Regions from separate parts of the Homo sapiens genome. Here regions 2 and 3 are each linked to region 1. Evidence: chromatin loops called from intact Hi-C (ENCODE). Cell type or tissue: endothelial cell of umbilical vein. All regions are shown on one strand. Links, peaks and the distances in the headings refer to the core of each region. The heading gives the core; the rest is flanking DNA.

Evidence for each region. Peaks named below come from ENCODE experiments on the same cell type or tissue, not always from the same donor. Only the 100,000 strongest peaks of a DNase experiment are listed, where the experiment ranks them.
Region 2: it touches region 1 in a loop (10-fold over the local background); 10 of 110 quality-filtered maps call a loop at or near these places.
Region 3: it touches region 1 in a loop (13-fold over the local background); 14 of 110 quality-filtered maps call a loop at or near these places.

Annotation. Positions count from the first base shown.
Region 1 is chr13:52,661,929-52,668,823 of GRCh38, reverse strand. It overlaps SUGT1 (SGT1 assembly cochaperone of MIS12 kinetochore complex), which reads right to left. Exons shown (of 13, transcript NM_006704.5): 6 at 6,122-6,175; 7 at 5,712-5,728; 8 at 4,767-4,789; 9 at 3,091-3,187; 10 at 1,905-2,012. Among named protein-coding and RNA genes, the nearest start is that of SUGT1, 13 kb to the right of the region's middle. In endothelial cell of umbilical vein, for the core only: no CTCF peak of the experiment used is centred there; a DNase peak (open chromatin) is centred at 3,243.
Region 2 is chr13:52,735,207-52,742,101 of GRCh38, reverse strand. It overlaps CNMD (chondromodulin), which reads left to right and starts at 2,282. Exons shown (of 7, transcript NM_007015.3): 1 at 2,282-2,472; 2 at 2,931-3,071. The coding sequence starts at 2,401. RefSeq lists an enhancer at 4,211-4,712. In endothelial cell of umbilical vein, for the core only: a CTCF peak has its summit at 3,101 (motif pointing right); no DNase peak of the experiment used is centred there; H3K4me3 peaks cover 391 bases; H3K27me3 peaks cover 2,148 bases.
Region 3 is chr13:52,965,297-52,972,191 of GRCh38, reverse strand. No RefSeq gene overlaps it. Among named protein-coding and RNA genes, the nearest start is that of OLFM4, 60 kb to the left of the region's middle. In endothelial cell of umbilical vein, for the core only: a CTCF peak has its summit at 3,887; a DNase peak (open chromatin) is centred at 3,911.

The DNA.
Region 1 (6,895 bases), core at 1,275-6,274:
AGTCTCACTCTGTTGCCCAGGCTGGAGTGCAACGTAGTGATCTCAGCTCACTTGCATTAGCAATCTCGATAGACATATACCAAAAAAAGTCAAATTCATTATTTTATGAACTATATCCCTCTCAAATCTACCTATTTTGTGCTTGATTACTAAAAATTCTTTTATTAAACAAATTCTATACTATGTGGATAGGACCAGTGAGAGACCAAAATCCTGGTAAGATTTCATCCCTTTCCTCACTTTCTATTGTCCCAAGCAGCTATTTCAAAAATCTGCCTCATAATTAACCAGCTTTGTTCTTGACAATCTTCAAATAAGTAGGCAGATCCTTTTTAACTGGATGCAAAAAACTACTTCACTTTACACTTTCTTCTCCAACCCTCTGCAGCTGTGTCCTTTCTGCAGGCCCAATTATCATTCTTCACAACACAGGCCAACCCCGATCCTGTTCCACAACAGGAAACTTCACATGTCCTTAGAGCTTCAACCTAATAAATACTAACACAGTATGCTGCAGGACCTATGTATAAAAAAAGGAGTAATAGGCCAGGTGCAGTGGCTCACACCTGTAATCCCAGCAGTTTGGGAGGCCAAGGTGGGCAGATCACGTGGTCAGGAGATCAAGACCATCCTGGCCAATATGGTGAAACCCCATCTCTACAAAAATACAAAAATTAGCTGGGCGTGGCAGTACATGACTGTAATCCCAGCTACTCAGGAGGCTGAGGCAGGAGAATCACTTGAACCTGATTCAAGAAGGCGGAGGTTGCAGTGAGCTGAGATCACAGCACTGCACTCCACCCTGGCAACAGAGCTAGACTACATCTCAAAAACAAGGAAAAAAAAAAAAAGTAGTAATGGAAAAAGCCTACCTACATCATTTATTCCCATTAACTCATTTATCATATACCTTCACACAATTCTACAGCTGAAAGGACTCCAGAGTTCATTTGGTCCACAGCCCTCCTTTCAAAGGTGCTGAAAATTCAGTCTTATAGTCATTTTGTGCCTAGACTAAATACACAGGGCAAGCAAAGATCCAGAGTCAGATTTTTAAATTTTCAGTTTTTTTCCTACTAAATTACACTATTATCTACATCTTTTGAGTGATACTCTCTGAATATTAATTCTGTTGTATATCTCTACTTCTTTTAGAAACTATAAAGGAATCTAAAAATTACTCAAACTATAATTTACTCATTGTTCCCTCATAATAGAGTAATCTAAAATTCAGTTTAAAAAAAAAAGTCAGGAGTTGGAGACCTGCCTGGCCAATATGGTGAAACCCCATCTCTACTAAAAATACAAAAATTAAGCAGGGCGTGGTGGTGCATGCCTGTAGTCCCAGCTACTTGGGAGGCTGAAGCAGGAGAATCACTTGGATCCAGGAGGCAGAGGTTGCAGTGAGCCGAGATCACGCCACTGCACTCCAGCCTGGGCAACAAAGCAAGACTCCGTCTCAACAACAACAACAAAAAAAACAAAAGGCAGATTCATCTTTCTTGTAGTTTGTATTTTTAACTGCATGAGGTAGGGTGACAAAAGTATTTGTACATCAAAACAGACAAAACTGACAAGTTCAAGGGAAGAGACATTGTCAGTATCAAATCTTAAAGACAGGCTGATTATTGTATCTTTTTAAAAAAACCCCTTTATTGAAAAACATTATATCTGTCTTAGTAAATACACAAATGCCACACACTCTAAGTGGATTTTTATTCTTTACTGTACTAGAATTTGAGAGGTAAAATAACCCTTATACTCAAAAGTTATCATTCTTATTTTCTTGTCCCTGTTAAAGGGCTGAAAGAATCTACAAGCTTATAAACACATGGGTGATTAGTTCACCAGTATTTCTATAATTTTGAAAATATTACTAGTAACAAACTTTTCAATGGTCTTACCTTTGTTGAAAGTACTTTAAACGTGCTCTGTTCTGGTATTATAGGATGAAGAAGTTCCAGTTTCAAATTGTAATCCTCTCCAGAAGGAAGTTTAACCAAAGCAGACAACTAATGAACACAAAATTAGCATCACATTTTGTAAATGTATATAATGGAGGGTAAAAAACCTACACAAAATAATGACAAATCTTCAATAATGTTACAAATTATTTTAAACATTATATATGGAATTTTAGATTTAAGAACCTCAAAAGGTTCTCAAAGATTTAAGAACCTTTTTTTTCCATCTGGTATCCTTGACATGAATTCTTATAGACATCATTAAACAGCAGAAAAGAATAAGTTTCATAATATTTGTCATATATTTAATCACACCTATTTGATATTTAGATTTCAAGAAAACATACAAAAGCAAAATGATATATAACAAAAAGTGATCCATGTGCAAAACATACAGTTCTATCACTACCTCTTTTAAATAATCTATTATAAGGTTCTCTACTAAATGGTAAGAAATCAAGTTGTTAAAAGTCATACTCAAGAGGCTGGGCACGGTGGTGCATGCCTCTAATCCCAGCACTTTGGGAGGCTGAGATGGGTAGATCACTTGAGGTCAGGAATTCGACAACAGCCTGGCCAACATGGTGAAACCCCGTTTCTACAAAAATTAGCCAGGCACGGTGGCATGTGCCTGTAGTCCCAACTACTCAGGAGGCTGAGGCAGGAGAATTGTTTGAACCCAGGAGGAGGAGGCTGCAGTGAGCCGAAATTGCGCCACTGCACTCCAGCCTACGCAAGAGCGAGACTCTGTCTCAAAAAACAACAACAAAAAAAGTCATACTCATTTAACATGGCTAGTCAATTCTAAGACATGTGTGATCACAAAACTAACTAGATCTTTTTCATGAAGTACACCACACAAGTATAACCAAAGCACATTATCTTACTAATATAACCAAATTCTGCTTTAAATTTCAAATCTAAAGAAAAAAATGCACATCCAGCTATAATTTACCAACATACATATTCTTACCTCAAAGCAATGGCTTCAGATTTTATTCAACATTTTCCAAATCATCTCAGGAAGAAATAGCATTTATCTGATAAACCGTTATCGATTATTCTGCAATATACTAAATTTGCAAATAATAGTAATCAACATTGAAAAATGATTCAGTCTACTGACCTCTTTTTCTGAAAATTCCACATTTACATCATTCTTCTGAACATTCTTGATCATAAGTGTAATGACTACTTGAGATTCTGTTTGATACCAGTCATACCTATTAAAAAAAAAAAAGAAACTTAGGTAACTCTTCTAATTTTTTTAAAGCTATTGTCAAAACAAAAACTAGTCTGATAAACAACAAGAGCCCCACCTGGAGGAAGAAAACAGCAAAGCAACTACTGATTCACAGAAACAACTTTATATAACTAGTTTTTTATGCTCTGTACTAATGGAAAAAAATGGTAAGGTAAATGATGCTCACACCTTTCCAGTAGACTTAAATACTTGCATGATTTTCTGGGTTCTGACTCATCTCTAGCACTGTTGTGCTTAAACTAATATAAATATTAAAGATGTCATTTATTTTAAACAAGCTAATATTTATATGCCATCAATAGAGTTTTTATACTCTCATTTCATCCAAATACTACAGATAAACACTTAAATCCCTATTTTACAGATGATAAAACTTAAGCTCAGAAAGGTGAAGCAATAAGCCTGAGTCAACACTCCAAGCTCTCAAAACTGATGTTGGAAGCAGATAGACTTGAGCACACAAAACAGGGGCAAATGAACTAAAATTAAAATCATATGAAGTTTAACTGTGTCAGGCACAACATCATATACAACACTTTCCTTCAATTTCAAGATACATGGAAAGACTAATGGGTCTAGATTCTAATTATGTGCATCTTTTGTACTGAAAGCTCTAGAAACGTAGGAATCCTCACTTTCAAATTAGACTAGATTAAAAGCTCTCTGAGGGCAGAGCTGTTTATCCTGTCGCTATTATATCCCTAGGACCAAGCACAGTGTCCGGTACACGTATATTAAGTTAGATGTGGGATTATTTTATGCTCTGAACACCTTAATTATTATTTCATGGTTATGTGCCCTACCCCTGCTGCTGCCACCAGGGCAAGTCAAAGTTCCTTATCTACTAGGTACTTGGAGTTTCATCCTGTATCTCCCCACAACTACCATGAATAGATGGTTTTTAACTTTTCCAGGCCATTTTAGGTAATTATATCCAAAACCACCTTGATTAAAGAAATGAACTTTAAGAGTCTCGGTTTCCCTTTGCAATTCAGTAAGGATGCAAAGCTCCAGATCAACGGCTTGTGTTTCTGTTACGGTCCTAAGAATACAAGCTGTACACAGGCTAATGAATAATTAAAAGTCAAAGACTTGCTAGTTGCTTATTCATTATTATAATTGCTGCCCTCAGCAATATTAACTTTCAACGCATACAGAATGTTCCTATGAAAAATTTGCTCCAAATATAAAAGGCAGGTTAAGTTACAATTCTGTTAGATCTACTACTAACTTGTTTACCTGTGTAGTAACATAAACTTAACTGGAAGAGACTCTCCTTAACATATGGAAAGGTAACATAATATGAAACCAAGTGAAGCAACTTTAAAGATGAGAAATGATTTGAATTTAACTGAAGTACAAATATTAATCCTTAAACAGCCTTAAAATTGGCTTTACATAAAGCTATTACACAATTTTAGAAAACAAACAAAAACTTAAAAATCACATGGTAAGAATTTGCTTACTATTAAACTACAGGGTTTCTTCCTCTTTAGGCATATTTATCATGCATTGTTTTATGAAAAAGAAACACTCACTTGATTTTTGACTGATGAGTCCACTGGGATGCAGATTGATTTTGGTAAGTTGAAAGAGAAAGATTTTTACAAGTCAGTTTAGCAACTGTATTATTAAAATGCATGTATTATTAATTTACCCAACACTGCAGTTATTTTGATATAAAATAACTACATGAAAATTTTCTTCAAAGACATAGTAACTGTAATTGTTAAATACCACTAGTTTTCGGAAAAAAATTAGAATGCTCAGCATTTAAAAAATCTTAGATTGAATTTCATAAAAGATTTTTGCTCTAAAATAACAGAACTTTAAATAACAGAAAACTTCTAAAGGCATGATTAGAAAAGGTTGCTTATATAAAATGGCCAGTTCTAAGATTCAGCAACTTCCTAAACTAAAATAACATTGTTTTAAAAATCGTTTTAAAGAAACAGAGTAATTAGCCAGGCTTGGTGGTGTACATCTGTAGTCCCAGCTACTTGGAAGGCTGAGGTGGGAAGATTGCTTGAGCCCAGGAGTTTGAAGCTCAAGTGCACTATGATGGCACCACTGCACTCCAGCCTGCATGACAGAGCAAGACCCTGTCAATTTCCAATTTTCTTTAACTTTTGTCTTAGCCTATCATAAAAAGCCCTACAAGTGATTCAAACTGTTGAACCTAAATAAATGCAATAAGGTTTTAGTAACGAAAAGATAAATGATCATCATGACCATATTAAAACACACGAAATCAACTTTAACCACACACTAAATTCATTAAAATAGGCCAATAATTTTCATGACTGGAAACTTCTATATTTATCAAAAAATGATTTTATTTCAGTGCCTAGAGGAACCAGCACTTAAATGGAATTGCTTAATATTTAAATATCAGACAGCTCATCCTGAGTCTTGTCTCAAATATATTTGGTAGCTGAAATTTAAAATAATAAAAACATGAAGAATGAAAACTTTGGACTTACCACCTCAGATTCTGAGCCTATTAAAACATAAAAAGGAAACATTTTCAGGGAACAGTGCATTTTTAAGCAAAGTTATTTGTATGATTTCTATAGCACAAACATACTGATTAAGCAAGCAAATTCTCCGTACCTTTCAACTAAAGAAAAGTGGTTTCATTTTGCATCCTGAATTCATTTTAGACTCCTTAGTAATTTCTTACTGATATACCATACAAGCAAATCCACCCAAATCCCCCTTTCAACATAAGAAGCTATGCAAAAACCAGTGTATCTTTGGAAGTCCACATCTAAGGAAACGTATACTATTTAAAAGAAATTATAAAGATAAAAACAAATTTGTTTAAACCAAAAAAATTTCAGATGTTTACTTCTTTTTAAATTGAAACAAATACCAAGGGAGACCCACATACCATTCTGAGCTTCTTGACACCTTTTAATCCAGACACTGAAATTAGCATCTGCACCTAGAAAGAAAAAACTGACTATAACATCACTCATCTGCACAACCTATAAATCAACAAATACTTACTGAATACCTACTACATCCCAGGCAGTGTTCTAGGCACTGGGGAGTCGGCAGCGAACAAAACCTGTCTTAACAGACCTTATCACCAACTCTACTATAGTTATAAATATACCAATAGTTTAACATTTAGTTGTTAATCATGAAACATTTTGATTTTTTAAAAATTTTAACTACAGTCAACCTTAATTTCACAGATACAAATAATCTGCATTTCCCCCAATCCCGCTGCTCTTAGAGAAGCTTCCTCACACACAGAACAAAATCAGATGTAAATCAGACTCCCAATATGCCATCAGTTAGGGTGGGGAGGAGGCTTGGTAACTGGGAGCTGAGTTGAGGTTCAAAAGCCGTTCCCAGCCCCAGCTTGCTCTTCAATGCAGATACCTATTCAGTCCACTATTCTCTCAGTGGCTTTATCTGTTACCATGCCTTTCCTACCAACACCAAGCATCTTTAAATTCCGTGAAGTTTTGTCCTATCTCCAAGTTACATGGCAGTCGAGAGGCTATAGGTGATGTATTATATATTTATAGATAACAGTGTAAATGTATGCATAAACAAATTATTCACTTCTGGAGACACAGAACAATGATTACATTTAAACAGTCACAGTGCATAGTAAGATATGTTAAAAGTATTAAAAGTACTCTAAATAAGA
Region 2 (6,895 bases), core at 642-5,641, 74 kb before region 1:
TAAATTCACTGCCCCTCATATTTTTCAACAGATTGTTTTAACAAGCGTTTTTATGTTTTTCCAGTCTCATAGGTGAACCAGTCTACTTTTAATTTGCATTTCCTTGTATGAATGCAGTTGTGGCCAGGCGTGGTGGCTCATGCCTGTAATCCCAGCATTTTGGAAGGTCAAGGTGGGCGGATCACTTGATGTCAGGAGTTCGAGACCAGCCTGGCGAACGTGGTGAAACCCTGCCTCTATTAAAAATAGAAAAATTAGTCAGGCATGGTGGCTGGCGCCTGTAATACCAGCCACTTGGGAGGCTGAGGCAGGAGAACCACTTGAACCTGGGAGGTGGAGGTTGCAGTGAGCCAAAATCGCACCACTGCACTCCAGCCTGGGCGATAGAGCAAGACTCTGTCTCAAAAAAAAAAAAAAAAAAAAAAAAAAAAAGGCAAAATAATGCTGTTGTTCATTCTTCTTACATTTAAGAGAAATTTCTACTTCTTGCTTCACCAACTCTCTGTTTCCATTCTTTGCCATTTTTTCTACTACATTTTTGGTCTTTTGGTTTTCCTAGGAAAACACTATATAAGAAAACTAGTTCCTTGTCTGTGGTATAAGTTGCAAATATTTTTAATCACTCTGTAACCCTTTGCAATGTGTCTTCTGTGCCCAGGGAAGCAAATGGAACTACTCTCTCGCTGGTTCCCATGGCCTCTTGGTTGTGCCCTTCCAAGGCCTTTCTCTGTGCTCATTTTTTTTCAGCATTTGACACTGCTGACCCACCCTTCTTGAATGTGCCTTTAAAATTACATGTACTACTTTATATTGTACCATCTCCCACCTCTCTGACAGTTACTTCTCTTATTCCTTCACCAAAATTCCTGTGAAGAATGCCCTTGTGAAAAGAGGTCTTTGAACTCTGCCTCAGCAGTGCCCCAGGGATGAGCCCTGGCTGGAGATCTTGCTGGAGTTTTTTCCAAGCACCTTAAGTCTAGTGTGATGTGCAGACAGCTGTTTCCATAGCTGATTCCAATGCAGGCTCAGGACATTTCCTTGGCTCTTTTACTTTTCATCCCCACATCAAGCTCAACATGTCTAAAACTGTTTCTTCCAATTTTTTCACTTCCCTAGGGTTCCTATCACTCTCCCAATCCTCCTAGGTCTGAAAACTCAGTTCCCACAGCCCAGGAATTGCCAAGTCCTATCGATTCTTCTGTGAAAGTGGTCTCCTCCACTTCTCCCCTCCTTCCCAGCCCCAGGTCATCATGCTTGTCACCTCATTCTTCATCACATGTCTTGGATGATTCTTCAACACTTTCTCCTTCTGCAGTCCTGCACATGCAATCTCCCGCTGCCCTTTGGGGAAGCCTCAATCCCTCTCATGCACTAGTGCTCCTCACTTACACCTCACCAGAGAGCTCTGCACAAAGCTAGAATCGAACGCAATTTAAGGAAGCCTGGATCCAAATGAAGTACCATGTATCCTGGAACTGGAAGATGGCATTTCCAAAAGTGAAAATTTTATATACATACATACATACACACACACACACACACACACACACACATTTGTGTTATTCCTTTGGATACATCAGTACTCTGTGTGTGTGTGTGTGTGTGTGTGTGTGCTTTGCCATTGTTGCTTTTGTTTGCACTTATTTAATTTATTCAACCAACCAGCATGCACTTTTATTCTGGTCTCCCCAACTCCTTCCCTCCAGCCCTGCTCTGCTTAGCTCTCACTTTTGCTGCAGTTGTACCCAGACCCTAGAAAAACTGGTGGCAAGGAGCCATCCCTAAGACCCTGCTCTGTTTTCCAGTCCCAGGGGCCATCCAGCAATGCCAGGCCAGTGAGAAGGTGGCCTAACCCTTACACTCTTAGGCCAGTGTCCCCTGTCCACCTGCACCACTCTGTTGTCTTCTCCTTCACCTTCCATGAGCCATCTTCCCCCCACCCCCACCCCAACACACACCTACAAAGACCCTGCAGGAAATGGCCTCCAGCCAGTTGTCACAGCAGAGCCCGCTGACATTCTAAGACATCCTCCGGTGCATGGCTAATTGCTCTGGCACTTGAGTATTTCTTTGGGTCCCAGGATTCAGCATCCCGCTCTGAGGGATGCAACCACCCCCACACATTCAGAGTCACCGGGATGCTGTTTGGGGGGCCAGTAGACAGGATAGAGTGAGGAGGAAAGGGGGCATCCGGGAGTGCAGGACGAGCTTCCCGCGGCGGGAGAGAGAAGGGAGGAGAGAGGTGAGGCGCTGGAAGGGGTGGGGACCGCTGGGCTGGCCCAGGCGGGACCGTGCACCGTGTGTGCGCGCGGCGTTGAAATGCCCTGCACGTCGGGGCAGCGGGACAGATCCCAGGGTGCCCAGGGAGTCTCCAAGTGCCTCACTCCTCCCGCCGCAAACATGACAGAGAACTCCGACAAAGTTCCCATTGCCCTGGTGGGACCTGATGACGTGGAATTCTGCAGCCCCCCGGTGAGTACCGCCAGGGATTCCACACGCAGGGCCTGGGTTGTGTGAGTATCAGGTTCCACAGTTCGGACTCAGGGGTGCGTGCCACCGAATGGGTGTGTTGGCGGGGGGATAAATTTGGGTCCCAAATGTGTGGGTGGGATGTCGCCCCACGCGTATGAGTGTGCAGGGGTCACGGCATCCACAGGCGGGTGCGGAGGGACGTCCCGTGGCCGGTAGAGGGTGCAGGTCCTGGGGCGAAGGCCCTGTGCTGCGGGGTTTGCTCATCCCACTTCCACGCCCGACTGCAAAGGACCCTCGGGAGGGAGCGCGGCGAAAGGGGCACCCGTAGGAGCCCGGGCGAGCTGTTTCCCGCCCGACTCCCCACTCCCTGGGGGCTACCGCGTGGGGCCCGGGTGCGCTGGGGGCCGCAGGTGCTGGCGGCACAAACGCGACGGTCCCTCTCCCGCCCCGGCCCGCAGGCGTACGCTACGCTGACGGTGAAGCCCTCCAGCCCCGCGCGGCTGCTCAAGGTGGGAGCCGTGGTCCTCATTTCGGGAGCTGTGCTGCTGCTCTTTGGGGCCATCGGGGCCTTCTACTTCTGGAAGGGGAGCGACAGTCACGTAAGTCCAGAGGGCGGCGCGCGGGGACCCCCGTGTCGCCCATGGTGCCCCTAGGGGGAGCCCGAGCGCGGGCCGGCGAGGGGCGCGCGGCTGCCGGCGGGCCCCTCGGGCCCAGCGTGAGCTCCCCTCTCCCATCCCACTCTGGCACGCGGCTTTCCGCCTTAGGTCAACGTTGTAGAAAAGCAAGTGAAGGTTTCACGGGAGAAGATTGAAGCGTAGAGTAGGGGAGAATGTAGTGGACGGTCCGAGAAAGGCCGTTCTCGGCTCATCTCCCACTAAGCAGTGGCGCGACCGTGGGGAAGGCACGTCACCTTTTGGCCTCAGTGTACTCGTCCTGAAGGGAAAAAATGGAACTGGACGATCTCTAAGGCCTGTCCCTGCTAAGAAAGGCTGTGGGTTTAAAATCCAGGACAAAGATAGTGGAGGAATATTCAGACCCATATTCAGACCCATTGGGAAGGAATTTTTGCCTTTCAGAAGGTTTTTTTGTGACCTAGCCATGAACATTCCCTTCTCTCTCTGGAAAACAAAAACAAAAAACAAACAAACAAACAAAACGTCTAACTTCCTTAAAGGTGGAAAATCTCTTTAACAATTAATTCTGGCCTAGTCATCACATGTGGTTTAATAGTAGGTGTTTTACTAACTGCTGTCCTACTTTCTTTGTATGCAACTATTTATTTTAAAGCTCCACGGCTCTCGAGGAGTATAAAGACTGTTTCTAAGTTGACTGGGCAGAGCTCCAGTGTGTTCTCTAAATACTCTGAAAGTGTTCACCTATGTAAAAGGGGGCATTTTATCTTGATGACCACTGCCAGGTCTGGTATAAGCTTATTTCAACTAATGGAAAAGAATTCCATCTCCAGGGCACACACAAAGGGCTCTTTCATAATCACTATCCTCAGAGGATTGGTGATTGCTGTTTTTTCCTCTCTCCTACCATGAAATGCAAAGCATGAACGAATTCCAGTACTTACAGAAAATGGTGCTGAAAGCAATTCAACCATTTTACACATCACGTCTTCTGCAGTCACTGCATAATTTGTATTTTTAACTCAAATGTCTAATGTAGATAAGCATGCCATTTAGCACCGAGTCTGTTTTAGAGACTATATCAAATTTACAAGCATCGATTTGTAAGATCAGAATTGCACTGTATTTTGTGGGTATTTGAAAAGTGCCTTAATGTATTTGTATTTTAAATATAGAAGCTGGGCCAGATGCTCATGTTTGAAACAGCAAATGTGAATAAGAGAATGATTTCAATATCTACATCTCCATTAATAGCAGGGTTTAGATTGTCATCTCTTTGGGAAATTCTGTGGTTTTAGAATGTAAATGCTATCTTTTAAATAACAAAGCCTCAATGGTATAGGTCAATGGGGGATAACAATAGCTATGCTTTTTTTTGGTAAAGATTCTGGACATGATATATTTTAAAATGAATACCATTTGTCATTTAATTATTCAAGGTAAACATCACTAACTGACAGGCTTCTAAAAAGAGAGATTAAACAATCATACTGAATAAGCACAGCTCCCTTTTTTCATATATTTTACTTTACTGCAAGATGGTTGGTTGTCTGGTTCAGGAGAGCAGTATTAAATGCTAAGAATTCAGAGGAATAGTGAATCACATTTTATTGTCAACAATCAAAATTATTGCTATATCCTATACAGACAGGAGAATGAAGAAAATCATGATAGTTTTTTTCTCCCTGATCCATATGACTTAAGTATGAAAAACAAATCACAAAATACTAAATAGAGTAATTTTTGCACCACCTAGGCATAGCACATGCACAGGTCTGCTTTGCCTGAATACAAATCTAAATAGCTCAGACAAAACGTAATCAAAAAAGGTAAGTCTTTGTCAAACAGAAAGACTTGTCAAACCAAATGGATTATCCACTCTTTGGGGATTATCTGTGCCTCGGCTCCTCTATATTGGTTTATAGAGGAGAACCAGCTGTAATTCACCTCCTATCCTTTTCATGTGGGTAAATCCCCTTAGGACAGGTTTACTGAAATTTAGCTGGAGGACTATGAAGCACTGGAGTAATAATAATCAGGGGACAACTGAACTGGGCTCCAATATTGAGGCCATTTTTCATCCACATTATTGTAAATGGAACAAGGCATTGAAATATGGGAAATTTCCACCAATATGAGATAACTGACAACCCCACCCTGTGAGATGAGGGAAGGAGATCATTGCTTGGGGCCTTTCCTCTCAGACTAATTTTTCTAGACATTTTCCCAAACATTATGTAATTAATCTTATAGAACATAGGCCTTATTAAAAACTCATTAGCAAATATCCTTGGCTGTAAAAGGCACCATATTGAGCAGAATTTTGGCAAATAATAAATTTCATCTTGTTTGGATAAAAATAGCCTTGGGTGTCCACAGCTCCACGGACTTAGAGCAGATAAGGTAATTGCTGCTCCAACAGCCCAGCCTCGTCCCCAGCTCAGAGTCTAGTATGTTAGAAACTGGACTGCCTCCTCCCCCCACATCCTCCCCTAGTAGCTTCAGGAGGGGGACAGCTTCACTGCTGTCCCCATGCAGATGGTGCAGTGCACATAAAAGGTGGGCTGCAGGCCAGGCGTGGTGGCTCACGTCTGTAATCCCAGCACTTTGGGAGGCCAAGGCAGGAGGATCACTTGAGGTCAGGAGTTCAAGACCAGCCTGGCCAGCATGGTGAAATCCCATCTCTACTAAAAATGCAAATAAAGGCCGGGCGCGGTGGCTCACGCCTGTAATCCCAGCACTTCGGGAGGCCGAGGCGGGCGGCTCACGAGGTCAGGAGATGGAGACCATCCTGGCTAACACAGTGAAACCCTGTCTCTACTAAAAATACAAAAAAATTAGCTGGGCCTGGTGGCGGGCACCTGCAGTCCCAGCTACCTGGGAGGCTGAGGCAGGAGAATGGTGTGAACCCAGGAGGCGGAGCTTGCAGTGAGTGGAGATTGTGCCACTGCACTCCAGCCTGGGCGACAGAGCAAGACTCCGTCTCAAAAAAAAAAAAAAATTAGCTGGGCGTGGTGGCGCATGCCTGTAGTCCCAGCTCCCTGGGAGGCTGAGGCAGGAGAATGGCTTGAACCTGGGAGGCGGAGGTTGCAGTGAGTCGAGATTGTGCCACTGCACCCCAGCTTGGGTGACAGAGCAAGACTCCATCTCAAAAAAAAAAAAAAAAAAAAGGTGGGCCGCAGCTGCACAACCAAGATGCCCTACGTCAAGCTTGTCCAATCTGTGGTCCTGCATGCGGCCCAGGGCGGTTTTGAATACAACCCAACACAAATTCGTAAACTTTCTTAAAACATTATGAGATTTTTTTTTTTTTTTAGATTTTTTTTAAAAATTCATCAGCTATCGTTAGTGTTAGTGTATTTTATGTGTGGTCCAAGACAATTCTTCTTCCATTGTGGCCCAGGGAAGCCAAAAGATTGGCTATCCCTGCACCTAGTTAGGGAGGCTTTCTGGGGAGAAGACAGCCAGGGGTAGTGGTGGAGGAATGTGAAATTCAAACCACAGGCCACTCTTCTAGTGTGACAACCTTATCTCCTTAAGAACTGCTAAGAATTTAGAAATGGTTATGTTCTTAAATGTTGCATTGCTTTACTAGTAAAAGCTTATGTGCAATGTTCTTAAAAAAAAACACAGAACCTCTTGTCATATGAGTGGAAGACACTCACATGGGTGTTTCCTGCCAGGCTCCTTCTGACAGTCATCACTGACCCATATGAACACTGGCTGCTCAGAGAGCACCGGACAGAACAGAGCCTTCTTTCCAAACTTCACCTGCAGGAGTCCCGTCTCAG
Region 3 (6,895 bases), core at 890-5,889, 300 kb before region 1:
AAAACAAGTCAATCAAGTTAACTTTTCCCTCTGTTTTGTCTGTTTCTTTCTAAACGCTCTATTTTCCCTAACACACACACCACACACATACACACACCCACACCACCTCTTGTCTTTGTTCCTAAGTCTCTCCTCCTTCCTCCCTTAAGCTTTCCCTCCTCTCCCTTTACAATTCTCCCTAGACCCTTCCTTACCCATCTTTCCTCTTCACTTTTCACATTACCACTCCTCTTCCCTGCATCTCTCTTTACTCCCACTCACCTCCTCTAAAAATGAGTCATGGTAAACAGAAAGCTCTGGCTTTTCGGCACAAATAAATAAGACCAAAAAAAAAATCATCAGGAAAAAAAAAAAAACAGGATATCTTCTTAATGCACAGTTTAAACCTTCCAAAGGATTAATAAAAATTTGGCATACATATGGAGTGTGAAGCTTGCATCTCTGCATTATAAATCTGACATCAACTCACAGATATAATGATTTTGGCTCTGTGCCTTTCTAAAAGGAGACAAAATGTTTGCAGTCATTATTGGCATTACTGTCTAACAAGAGAAAGGAAGACTCTAATTATGACTAGACAAATCATGAACAAGGTACATTTCATTGCAATCCTGGGAAAACAATGTATTGGGGAAAATTAATGAGGGCAAGGGGTAGATAAAAGCGCAATGTCTAATTTGCAGAATGTCCTCAGTGGCTCTTCCAAACCAGCCACCCTGGATTACAGGCCTCCTGGCTGTGTTAATGTTCCCCAAACTTTTCCAATCCAAGTGTCCCTCTGTGCCACCTAAGAGCGTCCTTGGTCACTCCATAGAGAAGCACCTAAAAAGAACAGTGAGCAAATTTAAAAACACCAAAAATATTCCCAGGAAAGTTCATGGTTTACAGGAATCTGGAAGGAATCCTTTGCACTTTGGGGTGAACATTGGGTGATTAAACACTTAAATAATCATCATTGCCAATGCTGAAAAAATAAATGTGTGGCTTTCATGTACAATTTCCTAAAAATTTTTTGAGCTGCCATGTGGGGGTGGGCTAGGGTGCCAAAAGAGTGGCCATGCCCTCATTTCCTGGTTTTATAAATTCCATTTTTCATGTAGCAGATTTTCTTAAAATAGGCTTGCATGGTTGTCTCCAAGGCCACACTGACATAGGTGGCCGAAGCAGGGAGATCGCTTGAGCCCAGGAATTCAAGACCAACCAGGGCAACATAGCGAGACCTTGTGTCTTAAAAAAAAAAAAAAATTAATTAGCTGGGTATGGTGTCGTACACCCATGATCCCAGCTACTAGTGAGGCTAAGATGGGATAATCGCTTAAGCACAGGAGGTCAAGGCTACAGAGAGCCATGATTGTGCCACTGCATTCCAGCCTGGGCAACAGACTGAGACCCTGTCTCAAAAAAAATAAAGATATAAATAAAGACATAAACAATAGCCACTACCCTGGCTTCAACCAGAGGGAGAAGCTAGGGAAAGAAGGAAGGGATGATATGAAGGAGATATTCAATCCAATGCCCTGCCTCAATTAAATCTTAAAAACTCTTTAGTCAATGGATGGCAAACATACAAATATACAGTACTGCCTCTGAAGGCCTCAGAGTACCTAACATTCTGGTAATCTGTACACTGTGGGCACAATCAGGACTTTCTGGAGTGATCATGAAGATAAACATACACCTGCTACTTAATAATTTGCAGATGAACCAGGCCTCTAATTGAATGCGTAATCTCTTCTGAGACACTTCAATGTCCTTTAATGAAAACCCAAATGACCACTGATAATGTCTGCTACCACTGATTTGATTTGGTGAAAAGATGGCACATAAAATTGTTGAAGGTCACCTGGGATCTCACACCTTCTCCCAGTTCCTTCAGCCTGGCCTCACTCTGGCTAGAAGACTTTAAGATTGACAACAGAATTTATCCATCAGCTGTCCCAGCAGCTCACTGCCATGGATAATTAGCCACTGGCTGTTTATTTACATAACTTCAATTTGCCTAGGAACCCACAGCTTATTTATTCCAATAAGCAGACATTGTGCACCTATATAAATGGGAAGAGAAAATGCATGACTTTTTTATGGAAACAGGATTTTTGTTAATAAACATACATGTGATAGTGGTAGATTATAATCAATATTGGACTTGGTGTTTTAGAACTGTCTTCCATTTGAAACATAATAAAACTGTATTAATTTGAAACTTTAAGGACCAGAAAAAAACTTAACCAACTTAACTCACTTCAGAGTATCTCATATTTTTGCTCAAGAAAGAATGGGGCATCAGGCTGCTGAAGAAAAGCAGTTGGCTCCAATCAAGCATGATTTTGAATAACCAATATTGATTTAATGAGGTTTTACTTTATATCAGCATTTCAGGCAGCACTATTCTAGCTGCACAACCTTCCAAGGTCAAGCCCAGAGGTTTGCCCCTTACCTGAGGTGGAAAATAATGAAATCCATTTTCCCCTGGGGAAAAAAATATCTATAAATCACATTTTCCACACCTCACGTGGCTGCCGCAAATGGCCCCACTATACAACATGTCTATCTGTCACTCCTTCAGCTGCCTCAAGGAGACTCCATTAGACTCTGGGGAGAGGAGCAGCAGGAAGGAAATGACAGCTGGGGCATCAGACTGACAGTTGGAGCATGGGCTGTGCTGCAGCGAGGCTGGGAGTTTAGGGAAAGACTCTCTAGTATCTGAGGGTTGTTTTCTTCCCCTAAGTAAAATGAGCATGAGCCGTGAGAGTCAGTCAGCCTAAAAATGGGAGCAGCATCTGAATACAAAGGTTACAGGCTAGATGGCTTCTTCACACTGCTCTTTATTTTAAGATCAAGATTGTCGGTGGCAGTCCTACCGTTCTGAATTTCTATGTGTTGCCCTGTATTGCAATTAATCAAAATACGTAGCATCATAACACCAATTGGTGGTCTTATCACATAGATTGTAAATCATCCACAGAACTCCGAGTCATTATTGGAGCTGAATTTACACATTGCCTTTATGGAACTCTGGGGTTATGTAAAGATGTTCCTGGAACTCAATACACAGATGAGTCTCTGTGCCCTAAGATAAGAGTGGGGAGATTTGGAGCTGTTGCCAAGCCCCCTCAACAATGGATTCAAACTCTGCCTGAGCCATGTGTGGAATAAGAGCCTTGCCTCAGAGAATAGATGAGCACAGTTAATGCCTTGTGATATTGTAGGATTACATAGATTGTTTCCCGGTTACTTTTTTTAAAATTTTTATTTGTATTTCAATAGTTCTTAAGGTACAAGTGGGTTTTTGGTTACATGGATACCTTTTTTTGTTTTTGGTTTTTTTGGTTTTTTTTGTTTTTTTGTTTTTTTTTGACAAAGTCTCACTCTGTCACCAGTCTGGAGTGCAGTGATGCAATCTCAGCTCACTGCAACCTCTGCCTCCCAGGCTCAAGCAATTCTTCTGCCTCACTCTCCCAAGTAGCTGGGATTACAGGCACGCACCACCCAGCTAATTTTTGTATTTTTAGTAGAGAAAGGGTTTCATCATGTTGGCCAGGATGGCCTCGATCTCCTGACCTTGTGATCCGCCCGCCTCAGACTTCCAAAGTGCTGGGATTACAGGCATGAGCCACCACACCTGGCCGGATAAATTCTTTGGTGATTTCTGAGATTTTGGGGCACCCATCACCTGAGCAGTGTACACTGTACTCAATGTGTAGTCTTTTATTTCTCACCCCCTTCCAAGCTTTCCCCGTTACCACCGAGTCCCCAAAGTCCATTATATCATTCTTATGCCTTTCTGTCCTCATAGCTTAGCTCCCACTTATGAGTGAGAACTTAACGAAAGTGAGAATGTGATAGCTGGAAAGCTGTTTCTCAAGTTATGCAACATCCTAACGGCCACTAGAGGGTGCAGCAGGGACGATGCTGGAGCTGCCCTCTACCGGCGGTGCTGACAGAAAGGGAGCTGTCCAGGGACCCAGGTGAAGAGGGGAAACTCAAGGAGAGGCCAGGTAACTGGAGCTGTGCAAAGCTGCGGTGCCTGGCTGCTGCCATTTGGTGGAGGTGGAGGAAAGTCGGCAAATCCCTACAAGGGAACTACTAGGTTTGGAGCTCAGAGAGTAGGGGTGGGGTTGCAGCCAGCTAAAAAAGTCCTGTCCTAAGATTGCTGGCACAGGGATTGCTGTTATAGTCTCAAGAAAATGACTTCTTCACTTTTCCAGATACATTGCACAAGATTAACAACATGTACAGTTGTGTGTGCATTTTCGTGAATTATCCTAAATGATCTACTTTTATATCCTAGCCTCTATTGATGGGTGACATTATGGAGGACAGTCACTTCGGAACCATAAGCCCTGGATGTCTCTAGCACACCATCCACCACCGTCTACCACCCGATGCTATTTCTTGTCCCTAATTCCTCTTTGCCTTTCTCTCCACTAAAGCCTTCATTCCCATTCACTCATTCTCACTCATCACCTTTCTACTCATTAAGCACCTATTACGTGCTAGAGCTGGGATTACAGTAGTAGGAGAGAGGAAAGGCACAGCTGCTGACCTCAAAGAATTCACCATCTTACCCTCCTTCTGCACTCCCTATTACTCCATGGAGGAGGGGAGGGTGATAGGGTGAAATATAATTTGAAAAAATATTTGGGGGCCAGATAGTGAAAAGCATTAACTGTCATGCCAAGGATTTCAGATCTCATCTCATGGCAATGGGAAGCCATGAAAGATTTTAAGCAGGAGATTTAGATCCAGCTTTGACTTGCATAAAGATATGGAGGCTAAAAAGTGTTCAACCTTATTAGTAATGTGATTAGAACTTCAAAATAGAATATTTACCTAAAGGATTGCTGAAGTTGTTTTTGAAGACAATAATTAGCTTTGGGAAGGATTCCTTAAAATTAACAATCCCTTATCGGCAAGAATGAAATTTGGTATAATCTCTGAGGCTAATTTGGCATATCCATCAAATACACAAAATATTGCATCCCTCTTGACCTGAAAATGGTATGAATCCAATGAGAAATGATAGAAACATAACCTAATGTAGGGACAGAGAGGTTTAAAAAAAGGACAATACTGAGAAGAGTTTATTCTAGAGACAAAAGTCATAAAACCCTGTAATTGATTGTATTGGGGATGATAAATAAAAGGAAAGAGTTGAATATGACTTCATGGGTTGTAACGTAGGCAACTAGATCTATGTAGATACTCTAAAATTACAACAATTGGAGCAGAAAGAGGGAGAAATTGTGAGAGCAATTAAAAGTTAACTGCTGGACATTTGGGAGCACAGAGTATGTAAGGAGAAATATCTGTGGGACGCCCAGATGAAAAGTTTAATTGGATATGAAGATTTCTAAAGAAGGAATTTGGAAAGCATTTGTGATATTTAAGAAGAGTGTCAAGTGGTGAAACTGGAAATCATATTGCAAAGACCAAAATAATGAAAGACAAGTAAAGAAGAATCAAGGGCAGGTTATAGAGGTAGGGTACTAGCTTGAAGGAGAACAGAATCAAGGGAATGATTTGCTAGCGTCCAAGAGTTTTTCAGTGGAAGTAGCTTGCAAAAATGTCAAAGCTGCATGGGAGCACCCAGTAGAAGGGGAGAAAGAGAAACATTTAAAGTGATAAGGTTAAGTTTATCAGATTTTGCAAATAAAACTATAATACAAGACACTCGGTTAAATTAGAATTTTGGATAAACAATGAATAATTTTTAGCTCTGTGCAATATTTGGGACACAGTTATACTAAATATGTTGCTCACTATTTGTCTGAAATCCTAATTTAACCAAGTGTCCTGCATTCCGTCAGGCAATCCTAGGCAGGGCAAACAAGGAAGGAACCAGGAGCTGAGGAAGAAAGACAAACCTGGGAAAGACTGTGGGGTGTGTCGGTTCTGAGAAATGGGAGAGAAAAGAAGGAACAGTGAAGAGAAAACTATTTCAATGTAGGGAGCTCTGAAATCATGCCCTCTATTTTCTCAAAGCTGGAGGTCAGGTCATCTGCAGAGAGTGGGCAAGTCAGAGGTCAGCATGGAGATCTGATGGGGAGATGTAAAAGCTAGAAGCATCAACTGTGGCGAGAGGAACGGAGCGTCCCCCAGGGACAGGTCTGCCAGAAGCACTGAGGGTGCGCTGGTTCTGGAGCTGTGCATCTGTACAGGGCAGGGTGGAATAAAATGAGGCTTGAGGGCCAGGTCAGGCAGGGCCTCATAGGACATGTGAGCAAGTTTTACATTTCATTCTCATCAGGAAATTGGAAGTAAGCGAGTCAGCAGAGTTGTGTGTGTGTGTGTGTGTGTGTGTGTGTGTGTGTGTGTGTGTGTACATCCTCTGGCTGCTGAAAGAATTAAAGGTGGGCAAGAGCGGCTGTTGGGATACCAATGGGGAGAATAGGATAGTAGTTCAGGAAAGAGATAGCAGAAACCTGGACTGCAGGGTTGGGAGAGTAGTGAAGAGAGAAGACAGAGAAAGAAGGGGGAGGAGGAGAAGGAGAAAGAGGGAGAGAGAGAGAATAATCTAGTCTTAGATTTGGCAATGACTAGATTTGGGAACATGATTAGGAAAAGGGAGGCAAAGGAGAGGTGTTCAAGATAATTCCCTAGTTCCTGACATAAACAAATGAGCAAATGAGCAAATAAAGAACACTGACATAAGGAAAACCAAAGGAGAAAGTGATGTGGCAGAAAGGGCACTAAATCCAGCCTTGACACTCACACTCCCTTAGAACCATGAGGGGAAGTAGAGATGGCATGGATTATGACACCTACCTATTCTTTGAGCATCTCGGGACCAAGCGATTCACATTCCTATGTGAACTCTACAACAATTTACAGGGAGGATGTTATTATCCCCATGAGGCAGAATAATATTTGGAATGATTAATTGATTTTCTGC